Regions from separate parts of the Mus musculus genome. Here region 1 is linked to region 2. Evidence: chromatin loops called from intact Hi-C (ENCODE). Cell type or tissue: gastrocnemius. All regions are shown on one strand. Links, peaks and the distances in the headings refer to the core of each region. The heading gives the core; the rest is flanking DNA.

Region 1 (6,025 bases), core at 732-5,731, 260 kb before region 2:
TCTGCATCTGTCTCAGTCAGCTGCTTGTTGGGCCTCTCAGAGGACAGACATGCTAGGCTCCTGTCTGTAAGCCATCATAGCATCAGTAATAGTGTCAGATCTTGAAGCATCCCCTTGAGATGGATCCCGATTTAGGCTGTTCACTGGATCTCCTTTCTCTCAGTCTCTTCCATTTTTGTCTCTGCAGTTCTTTCAGACAGGAACAATTATGGGTCAGAAATGTGACTGTGGGATGGCAACCCCATCCCTCACTTGATGCCCTGTCTTCCTGCTGGAGGTGGGCTCTATAAGTTCCCTCTCTCTACTGTTGGGTGTTTCATCTAAGGTCCCTCCATTTGAGTCCTCACCTCCCAGGTCTTTGGTACATTCTAGAGGCTCCCCTCAAACCTCCTATTTCCGGAGGTTGCCTGTTTCTATTCTTTCTGCTGCCCCTCAAGGTTTCTCTCTTGCTGGGCAGTGGTGGCGCATGCCTTTAATCCCAGCACTTGGGAGGCAGAGGCAGGCAGATTTCTGAGTTTGAGGCCAGCCTGGTCTACAGAGTGAGTTCCAGGACAGCCAGGGCTACACAGAGAAACCCTGTCTCGAAAAACCAAAAAAAAAACCAAAAAAAAAAAAAAAGGCTTCTCTCTTGTTCCCCACTCTCAATACCTGATCATGTTCTCCTTCTCCCCTCCCCCTCCTCTCTCCCACCCAGGTTCTTCCCGCCCTTTCCCCCCCCCCCCCCGTGATTGCTTTCTTCTCCCTCCCAAGTGGGACTGAAGCATCCTCATTTGGGCCCTTTGACTTGTTAACCTTCTTGAGTTCTGGGGACTGTATTTTAGGTATTCTGTACTTTTTAAAGAAGCTAATATCCACTTATTAGTGAGTACATGCCATGCATGTCCTTTTGGGTCTGAGTTACTTCACTCATGATGATATTTTCTAGTTCCATATATTTGCATGCAAAAGTCAAGATGTCCTCGTTCTTAATAGCTGAGTAGTATTCCATTGTATAAATGAACCACATTTTCTGTATCCATTCTTCTGTCGTGGAACATCTGGGTTGTTTCCAGCTTCTGGTTGTCACAAATAAGGCAGCTATGAACATAGTGGAACCTGTGCCCCTGTGGCCTGGTAGGGTATCTTTTGGGTATATTCCCAAGAGTGGTATAGCTGGGTCTTCAGGTAGCACTATGCCCAGTTTTCTGAGGAACCACCAGACTGATTTCCAGAATGGTTGTACAAGCTTGCAATCCTACCATCAATGGAGGAGTGTTCCTCTTTCTCCACATCTTCACCATCATGTGCTATTGGCCAGCTTTCTTAAAGTCAAGATCACACTCGGAGCCCCATGCTTGTGCATTGGGCACATCACTGAGTAAGGCCAAAAGTACCAATGATACATTATAAAACATAGGCGTAAGAAACTGATCCACAATGTGCGTATGTGCCAGCAATGATTGCTCTCCCTCTGGGAGCTTTAAATGGGCAGGAAATCATTACACATAACATTTGAAAAACTGAAGCAGAATTATGAGTTCAAGGCCTAGCCTAGGCAACACAGGAGAGTTTCTTCCCCACTTCTCCCCCACCACCGCTCTGTGTGTGTGTTATGTGTGTGTATGTGCGCACATGCATGTGCCTGTATATCTTTTTTAAAATATACATAGATGGTATTAACATATGCTTTTCTTTCATATACATAAATGTTATTTTTAAACAAAGGGTTTCATCTTTGAAAATAGGTTTTATATGACAATACAGTAAAAATCCAACTTGGGGCCAAAAATCAGTATTTCAAAAGCTAAAGTCTGGCAAGAGATACATGAAGGGGTAGAAGTGTTTGTCACCAAACATGATGGATGACCTGGGTTCCACCAATCCCCAGGTCCCACAAGGTAGAGGGGAAACTGACGTCTGCAGCTTGCCCTCTGACCTTCACATGTGTACCGAAGCACTGCCACCCCCCCCCCACACACACACGCAAATTTCACAGTCACACAGCGATCTTTAGAACCCATCCATCAGCAGTATCTGAGCTTGGACAAAGTTTTCCCGCAGTCACCCTAACTATTCACTTTGGCCTCACACCAGTACTTCGGAGCTTTGTGACATTAAGTTGCTCTCAGACTCAGCCTGAGGGTAAGAAGAAATTCTCCCAAAAGTTTCAAAATGCAATTCGAGGCTGTAAAAAGACTCACCAAATTTATTTGTGCCGCTGGCCAGCATTTTCAACAGTATTCAACAGAACACTGCAGTTTTGCAGAATACTGGAAGGTGGGTCTGCTGCCGACTGGTGTTAAGAGGCTAGAGTCACGTCTTGTAACTTCAGAATAGACATCAGCATTGCAAGATCCCAGACAAGTCCTACGAGCAAAGCTTTTGCTTAACTCTCATTCTCCAAAACATTATCCAATAATGTAGCCTCTCCGTCTCTTCTGTATGTGGGTGTTTAAAAAATTAGTAGAACCCACTACAGACTGATTCTGTGAAACAGTAATCCTTGCACTTTGGAAATGGCAGAATAAAGCCATGCACTGACCGTGGACTCCATCTCAGGACTCCAAATCTTGTGATTTTTTTCTTTTGAGAAGATCTCTGTGTGGGTGACTCCTGTGCACAAGTGCATTAAAGTGTGTGTGTGTGGGAGGGGTATATAAGGAGCGTTAACTACGTTGGTACTTTGGAAAGCTCAGGAACAACATCGTCTTATAATAGAAATTTTGTATTGTGAACCTCTCTGGGCTCCAAGACTCAAGAGTTTCTGCTTAAAAGCTTTAGGCCGGACACTAGGGATCTGTCTGGCTAGGAATCTGAGCCAGTCTCCTGGCCTCCATGGACACAGGCACATGCATGCAGGCAGGCAAAACATCTACACACATAAAAATAAATAAACTGAAGAGGTGAAGGAGAAAATAGAAAAGGGAGAGAGAGAAGGAGGGAGGAAAGGAAGGAAGGAGGGAAAGAAAAAGGAAGGAAAGGCAGCTTTAAGCAGACCACAGAAATGGAAGCATGGTGTTTTGTAGTTACTTGAAATTACCGCGAGAGGGCGCGCTTTCCTAAATGGTAGCAATTTAGATTAGCACGTTTCAAGGGGATTGGAAAAGAGGGAAGAATGGATGTCTCTGTGAAGACATGATAGTGCTTAAAGTATTAAAACCGAGGGTAACCAGTTATAAAAATAAAGGGAGGCCAAATAAGATTACAACAGTATATAAAACGTCTGTTTTTTAGTCAACAAAGATTAAAAAGAAAAAAATAAAAAAGTCTTAATTGTATAAGAGTAAAATATGGTATGTAGAAATTTGTGGTAAAAGTCAAAGTATCAGCTTCATATAACAAGAAACAATGTGGAAATTATTGTTTATTGGGGGTGGTGGTGGCATATGTCTAATTCTAGCATTCAAGAGACAAGAGGCAGACAGATTTCTGTGAGTTCAAGGCCAGCCTAGTCTAAGGAGTGAGTTCTAGGACAGCCAGGGACACACAGATAAACCCTGTCTCAAAAAGGAAGGAAGGAAGGAAGGAAGGAAGGAAGGAAGGAAGGAAGGAAGGAAGGAAGGAAGGAAGGAAGGAAGGAAGGAAGGGAAAGAAAGGAAGGAGGGAACGAATGACAGTTGCTTATTAAGCACATACATTAGGTATTTTATGTCCACTATCTATCACAAGCCTATAACTGGCATCCTTAAGTGCTGTCCTCATTTTATGAGTGAACTGAGGCTTTTGAACATCCTAAAAGATCTGTTCAAGTTCCTACTGTTAAGTAGGAGAGCCCGTTGGGAGTCCAAGGATCTCCATCTGTCCGGAGCACTGCCAGTCTTGCTTTCCTGTGCTTCATCACCCTCAGCATTGTGTGGCTCCTATCCACCTCTGCAGCTTTCCTCGCCGCTTGCTCCCATCAGCAGGCTGTTGGCCCTTTCACTTGACTCTGCTCTCCAAGCCTGGGTTGGGTTGGACTTCCTTTAAGCTGCATATTTCCTCATCTGTGTCCTCTAAAGAGAGTTAGAGCGGAGCAGAGACTAGCTCTGGCTTGCTCCCACTGTACCCCCAGGTCCTGGCAATGAGGCTGACATAGTCATATCCTTTCTCCCTGTCTCTCTGTACCAACATCGTGGGATATACTCCCAACCCAATTTAGGATTTTTTTTTAACTTTTCTTTGTCTTTTTTCTTGATGCAGGGTCTCACTCTGTAGCTTTGACTAGCCTGAGAATCCCTGTGTAAACCAGGCTGGCCTCAAACTATATTCTGCCTATGTTCTCAAGGTCTGCCTGCGCTCTGCCTCCCTGGTGCGGGGTTTAAAGACATGTGCTACCATGCCCAGCCAGAAGTCTTTGCAATTGTTTATGACAATACAGTGTTTTGTTTGTTTGTTTTTGTTTGCTTATTTTTTCGAGACAGGGTTTCTCTGTGTAGTCCTGGCTGTCCTGGAACTCACTTTGTAGACCAGGCTGGCCTCGAACTCAGAAATTTGCCTGCCTCTGCCTCCCAAGTGCTGGGATTGACAATACAGTCTTGAGACTGAAGACTGCTAGTGTAACCTCTTGAATTTGAGATGCAGGATACTTTTGGAGAGTCACATCCTTAAACACAGCAACAAACTCAGTGAATTACTCCAACCATGTAGCCCTTGACCCTATTTATACAGGAATTTGCAAAAACCTATCATCTACATTTTGCAACATCTTACCATTTTTAAGATTTATCGTTTTATGTGTATGAAGGTTTGCCTGCATATATGTATGTGCACTGCCTGCATGTGTTGCTCCCAAAGAGGGCAGAAAAGGGCATTAGATTCTCTGGGATGGTAGTTGAAGATGATTGTGTGCCACCATTGTGGGTGCTGGGAACTGAACCTGGGTCCTATGCAAGAACGAGTGCTGTACTGGATAGTTTTATGTCAACATGATACAAACTGAAGTCATCGGAGAGGAGGGAACCTAAAGAAGATGCCTCCATAAGATTGGGCTGGAGGATGGGCTGGAGAGATGGCTCAGTGGTTAAGATCACTGACTGCTCTTCCAGAGGTCCTGAGTTCAATTCCCAGCAACCACATGGTGGCTCACAACCATCTGTAATGGGATCTGATGCCCTCTTCTGAGGTGTCAGCTACAGTGTACTTACATATAATAAAGAAATAAATCCTCTTTTTAAAAAATTGGGCTGTAGGCAAGCCTATAGGTCATTTTCATTGTAAGTGATTGATAGAGGAGGGCCCAGTCCAGTGTGAGTGTTGGGATCCCTGGGCTGGTGGTCCTGGGTTCTATGAGGAAGCCACGGGGAGCAAGCCAGTAAGCAGCATCCCTCCATGGCCTTTGCATCAGCTCCTGTCTCCAGGATCCTGCCCTGTGTGAGTTCCTGTCCTGAATTCCTTCAGTGATGAACAGTGATATGGAAGTGTAAGCTGAATGAATCCTTTCCTCTCCAAGTTGCTTTCGTCATGGTGTTTCACCACAGCAATAGAAACCCTGAGACGTGCTCTTATCACTGGACCATCTCTCCTGCTCCCCACTACTAGATTTAAAATTACAGATTAACTACAGCACAATAATAGTGAAACTAGTCACTTCAATTTTGATCCTGCTGCAGATGGATAGCACTATAGCTGAGCTCTAATGCAGATGGGCTTTGCAATTTTTGCACCCTGAGGCATGTGACATGTCTTACTGTTTTCCTTTGCATTCCTCTGATTTCAGCCAGATTTTGTACATTACTTGATTTCCTCTTCTGTGTCGGCTACTATTATTTTGCTAATTTATGAGTTATCTACATCTTTCTTCTTGACTTACAGAACACTTGTATTTCCTGAATGTTGATTCTGTGTAGTTATGTGCACTATGGATTTCACCTCCTAATCTGTGGATTTTCTGATTTTTTTTTAAATGAGGGCTCTTGGTTACAACTAGCTCACTATGTTGCCCTTGTATTTTGTTTAACTCTGCTTATTTGAATGTTGTACAGCTTACTATTCTTTTAGGATCATCCTTAAAATGTTGGAAATTCATTTTGGGGGTACAATTCTGCAATTTTACATGCACAAGCAAGGC
Region 2 (6,025 bases), core at 669-5,668:
GCGGTTCCTCAGAAAACTGGATATAGTACTACCGGAGGATCCAGCAATACCTCTCCTGGGCATATATCCAGAAGATGCCCCAACTGGTAAGAAGGACACATGCTCCACTATGTTCATAGCAGCCTTATTTATAATAGCCAGAAGCTGGAAGGAACCCAGATGCCCCTCAACAGAGGAATGGATACAGAAAATGTGGTACATCTACACAATGGAGTACTACTCAGCTATTAAAAAGAATGAATTTATGAAATTCCTAGCCAAATGGATGGACCTGGAGAGCATCATCCTGAGTGAGGTAACACATTCACAAAGGAACTCACACAATATGTACTCACTGATAAGTGGATATTAGCCCAAAACCTAGGATATCCAAGATATAAGATACAATTTCCTAAACACATGAAACTCAAGAAAAATGAAGACTGAAGTGTGGACACTATGCCCCTCCTTAGAAGTGGGAACAAAACACCCTTGGAAGGAGGTACAGAGACAAAGTTTGGAGCTGAGATAAAAAGATGGACCATGTAGAGACTGCCATATCCGGGGATCCATCCCATAATCAGCTTCCAAATGCTGACACCATTATATACACTAGCAAGATTATGCTGAAAGGACCCTGATATAGCTGTCTCTTGTCAGAGTATGCCTGGGCCTAGCAAACATAGAAGTGGATGCTCACAGTCGGCTATTGGATGGATCACAGGGCCCCCAATGAAGGAGCTTGAGAAAGTACCCAAGAAGCTAAAGGGATCTGCAACCCTATAGGTGGAACAACATTATGAACTAACCAGTACCCCGGAGCTCTTGACTCTAGCTGCATATGTATCAAAAGATGGCCTAGGCGGCCATCACTGGAAAGAGAGGCCCATTGGACACGCAAACTTTATATGCCCCAGTACAGGGGAACGCCAGGGCCAAAAAAAAGGGGAGTGGGTGGGTAGGGGAGTGGGGGTGGGTGGCTATGGGGGACTTTTGGTATAGCATTGGAAATGTAAATGAGCTAAATACCTAATAAAAAATGAAAAAAAAAACAGATTTGAGGAAACAGTATTTCCGGAGGATGGAAAGAAATGACTGACTTCAAATGGTAGGCATTTCAGACAAGTGAAGTGAGTACTGGCTGCCTGGCCATAAAGAAGGGGGCCAACGATGGCAGGTGGGACCAAAGTGAGTCAGCTCTCTACAAGAAAGAAAGGCCAAGTGTGGAGACTGGATGAGTATCTATGGTGTTTGAAGAGACTACAGCTTTGTATTCATTAATAGGCCATGCTGTATCTGCAACCAGCACATGTTGTATTAGACTGGAGTAGCAGGACCATATCAATTCCTCCAGGTCACTAACAGCTTGTCTACAGTGGACTGACATGATGCACATTTCTTTCAATAAAGACTAAGATCAGCCAAAAAAAAAAAAGAATGTTTAGTAGAAAGCTCGGTAGAGGGATGCATACCTTGAATCCCAGGGATGAGATGTGAGACAGAGACACGTGGAGAGCCATGGAAACTTGTGGGCCAGGTGGCCTGACCTACTTGATAAAGTTTCAGGCCAGTGAGATGGAGGGCTCCTGAGGGCTGATATAGTTATCCAGTTTTCCATATGCATTGCACACACATGCTTCTCAGTCCGCGTGTACACACATGCCTACATATGCAGAACCTCTCTGCTGGATTCATAATTTAAGCTGACATTTAAAAATCTAAATATGAACATAATTTGCAATGCTATTGAGCAAAGAAGAATGCTATCGAGCAAAGAAGATAGAGCACCCTCTCTTCACCAGAATTGTGTCTTTAAGACATCCAAAAGCATTTTATCTTGATAGTTTAAATATATGTGGAACTAGAGCAGCGGCAAACTGGAAGCTACTACATATGTATTTGAAATCTGTCATTGCGCATTCAATCAGTCCTTATGAGATGAATATATTCTAGGGGTTGTTATGGTAGTTAATTAGCAGTTAGTTACAAGTAGATGTCGCCCATTTTCTTTAAATCTAGGAAATAGGAAATAAACCATGGAATGAAATGTGGTTTCTTTTTTTTTCTCTTATTTTTTTCTATGTCTTTTTTTCCCCTAAGACAGGGTTTCTCTGTGTAGCCCTGACTGTCCTGCAACTTGCTCTGTAGATCAGGTTGGCCTCAAACTCAGAGATCCACCTGCCTCTGCCTCCCAAGTGCTGGGATTAAAGGCATGCACCACTACTATTCAGCTATGAAGTGTGATTTCTTATGTGTAATTTCTTTTCCTCCCTCCCTCCATCCCTCCCTCCCTCCCTCCCTCCCTCCCTCCCTCCCTCCCTCCCTCCCTCCCTTCCCCTCCCTCCCTCCCTCCCTCCCTCCCTCCCTCCCTTCCTTCCTTCCTTCCTTCCTTCCTTCCTTCCTTCCTTCCTTCCTTCCTTCCTTCCTTCCTTCCTCCTCCTCCTCCTTTGTTTAGTGCTGGAGATGGGGCTCCACCCTATACTCTTGCTTGAATGGTGCTTGACCACTGAGCCACACCTTTAGTCCTCTAAATCTTCATCAAACTACCTAATTAGTTTATGCTTAGCTTTGTTAGTGTGTTGTTGTAAAACAACTAACAGCAGCTGTTGTTAGCTCTTTGAGCATCCTCATCCATCTGAGGCCAGTGTGCCATGGAATTTCTGAGCTCTACTGTGGGGCTGCTCATCAATTCTAATAGTCCTGTTTGTCCCCAAGTTTTTGCCTACCCTGAGACTGATGGAAGGTCCAGCTTCACAAGAGGAACAAGGATGAGGGTGTCTGTTTTCTGGTTGCCTGCTGAGCTTGAGGGTGCTGAGCACAGGAAGCCTGGAGCAAACCAACACCTTGGATGCAGTAGAGACTTGGTTAGGGTTAGAGTCAGAGTCAGAGTGCTGTGACATGCAGTCTTCTGGCTTCGGCTCCTTAATGTTTGGAGCACTCCAAGATGCATGACCAGAGGATGCCATGCCCTTACTCCACCTAGTGTGTGCTCGCTGTCATCACTGTCATCTCTCTGGCATTTGAAGCATCTTGGAGTTTTTAACCAAGAATTCAAAGAAGGCAGTGTGTGTGTGTGTGTGTGTGTGTGTGTGTGTGTAATCAGAAGTAATTTTGTTTTGTACATTTTTTTACTGAATATAAAAGCAGAAAATTAAAATTATAAATCATAAGTATGAGACAGTTTATCGGCATCTTTCTCTGAATTCTCCAGAAATAATCACAGTTAGCTTTGGTACTCCCCCCCTCCCCCCGCCAGAGAGTCTGCTTGTCAGTATTCATGACAACTGCGTTTCATGTGAGAACTGTATTCCCAAGGGCTCCACATAAGTAGAAATTTGCCCTATTCCAGATCAGTCTTGACAAAGGAAGGCCAGAATTCCTGTCTATCAGCTAAAGTGGTGCCACCATGTGGCAAAAGCAGAAACCTAGCATATGATTCACTTGGCTGTCAAGCTTTCAAGCTCCACGGTGGTATTTGAATTTAGGGAGACTTGCAGTATTCAATAGTACATAAGCCAGGTTGAAAATATATTATTTCCTATTATTAGAATTCAAATGTATTTAAAATGTCATTATATTGTGCTAACTTTATGAAAGGGGGTCATGTCAAATAAAATCCAGCCCCGAATTTTCTTTATAAAATTCAGACAACATATTTTGGACATTCTCTCATGTAGTAAACGCACTTTTATCTCTTCCTTTTGAAAAGCTATGACTTATTTTAGTACAGTGGCGCATTGTAATTCATTTAAGTCGTCCATGACATTGATGGCTACTTCTTTCCAAGGACATGATCTCCCTTGCTGCCTTGCCCTTTTGCTATCAGGTTTTCCCTCGCTTTCAGGATTTCAGGATACTGAACAATGCTATGTTGTTCTCCGTGTCAGTGGCCAGAGTAAATCAACCTTCTGCCACCTGGGGACCATTCAAGCTGAAATCACGTGCCCTTTTCCGTTCCCAGCATACTTGATTCTGTCGCTGAACAGGCCTTATCTGTGCCTACAAGTGGGCTTGTCAGGAAGCAGGTGCTGAGACAGCAGTTGCTATCTAGGAACTCAACACCAGAGAACCGAAAGGACGCAGGATCCAGCAGAGGAAGAAGCTTGGCCGGCTTAGCAAACAGGCTGTGGAGCAAGGACGGTTCATCAGAACTGTCTTGGGTAAGTCTTTGTTCAGTCATTGGATTCTGACCACCCGAGGTGGGCCATGAGCTCAGCTGAGGCACTTCTTTGCAACTGAGACAGACCCGAAAGGAATGGAAAACTCCATGTTGTCCCACAGCTGAGTGGACGTTGTTCTACAAAGTGGGATCTGAGCAGCACATCTTTGTCACTCCTGTATCTGGTCTCTTACATCCTTCCATGTGCATAGTAGGTGACTTTGGCAGCTTGAAGGATTTCCTATCTGAAGTCTAGCTCAGGTCTGGGAGTTTACAATGGGAAAACAGGTCCCCCCACCCCCAGTGTAATGTAAAGGCGAATGGCAAACAGTTCCCCGCTGGGACAGATACGAGGCTGAGGCTTATCACTGTCTGTTTTCCACCCGGGGTGAAAGGGATGGGGGAAGAGAGAAGCATTTCTTGCTGCCTTCTATGTGTGCCCTGGTACGGAGTGACACTCAAGGGATTCTGCTCGATCACTTCTTCATCTCATCGCTTCCCTTCAAGCTTCCTTAGGCCTTTATTTGAAAACCAGACGCAAGGAGATCATAGCCTCAGGTTCTAGCCAAAGTGTCACTAGCAGTTGCCTGAGAGAATCAAGCTGGGTCCCACTTCCTGTATAAGATGGTGCCTGTGGTTTTTCCAGTGCTTCAAGCAGCAAAAGAGTCAGAGAGAAGCCCACAAGAGCACCAAGCTACCAACCCCAACATATATGTAGAGGATCTGGTGCGGACCCCTGCAGGCTCTGGGAGTGCCACTTCAGTCTCTGTGAGCCCCTATGAGCCCTGCTTAGTTGATGTTCATGGGCCGCTTTCTCCTGGTGTGGTGCTCCAAGGAGAAGGACCTGATGGAGGGCAATTTGGGCTCTCTCTGCACGTAATGTTTGGCTGTGGGTCTCTGCACCACCATTAGCTGCTGGTGGGAGCCTGTACAGATACTTTTAAATATAGGTTTGGGGGATGCCAGCTCAGGTCCTTACACTTCCATTTACTTAGTGAGCCATCTCACTGGTCTCTAGTTGGGAATTTTACAGCTTAGATCTGTAGCTCTCTCTTTCTCTGTCAGTCTCTGCATCTCTAGCTGTCTCTTTGTCTTTCTGTCTCTCTCCCCCCATGTGTATAAATATTGGAAAAGAGAATCAGCAACAGCATTGATAACCTTTGGCTACCTCTTGATTACATACAAAAGCTCACACCTTCTTGCCTATGCAGTTTGAAATTTCAATATAAAAGTTATAAGGAAAAGCAAACCAAATCAACCGCAATGATACTGTTCTCAAGATATACATTTGGAGGCTGGCCATGGCAGTCACACCTTTAATCCCAGAGTTTGAGAGGCAAAGACAGCCAAATCTCTGGTCTACACAGTGGATTTCAGGAAAGCCAGCGATGTGTAGAGAGACTTTGTCTGAAAAGGAAGCAGCAGCAGCAGCAGCAGCAGCAGCAACAACAACAACAGCAAACAATACATTTAGATATATTTCCCATCTTTTTTTTAATTAACAGACCATACCAAATCCTTTATTACAAATAATTAAATCTCTCCACGTCTCAAACAGTATCAAACACAGCATTTTGTAGTCCCACTAGATAGCACAGTAGGCATTCAATGCTAGAAGTGAGGATGGAGTTAAACTTGCAACTCCTGACCCGGTGTCCTTTTCGCACATTACCCAATTTCCCATCTTCTTAAAATCCCAAAAATCTACAATAGAGAAATCTGAAAAAGTGATTAAAATGTATTTGTTGCTCATGGTTACTTTGACTACCAATAACATTCCAACTACAATGCTCTCAAATTAAAAAAAAATTTTTTATTATTTAATTGACATGCAAAGGGACAGCTTTCCTTAGGGCATTTTCATCCATCAGCGGATTCTCCCCCCTC

What was found. Peaks named below come from ENCODE experiments on the same cell type or tissue, not always from the same donor. Only the 100,000 strongest peaks of a DNase experiment are listed, where the experiment ranks them.
Region 1: it touches region 2 in a loop (6-fold over the local background); 10 of 42 quality-filtered maps call a loop at or near these places.

The regions. Positions count from the first base shown.
Region 1 is chrX:38,511,729-38,517,753 of GRCm38, forward strand. No RefSeq gene overlaps it. Among named protein-coding and RNA genes, the nearest start is that of Lamp2, 58 kb to the left of the region's middle. In gastrocnemius, for the core only: a CTCF peak has its summit at 3,016 (motif pointing right); a DNase peak (open chromatin) is centred at 3,026.
Region 2 is chrX:38,768,720-38,774,744 of GRCm38, forward strand. 6030498E09Rik (RIKEN cDNA 6030498E09 gene) reads left to right here and starts at 4,061. Exons shown (of 4, transcript NM_183126.2): 1 at 4,061-4,139. In gastrocnemius, for the core only: a CTCF peak has its summit at 3,386 (motif pointing left); no DNase peak of the experiment used is centred there.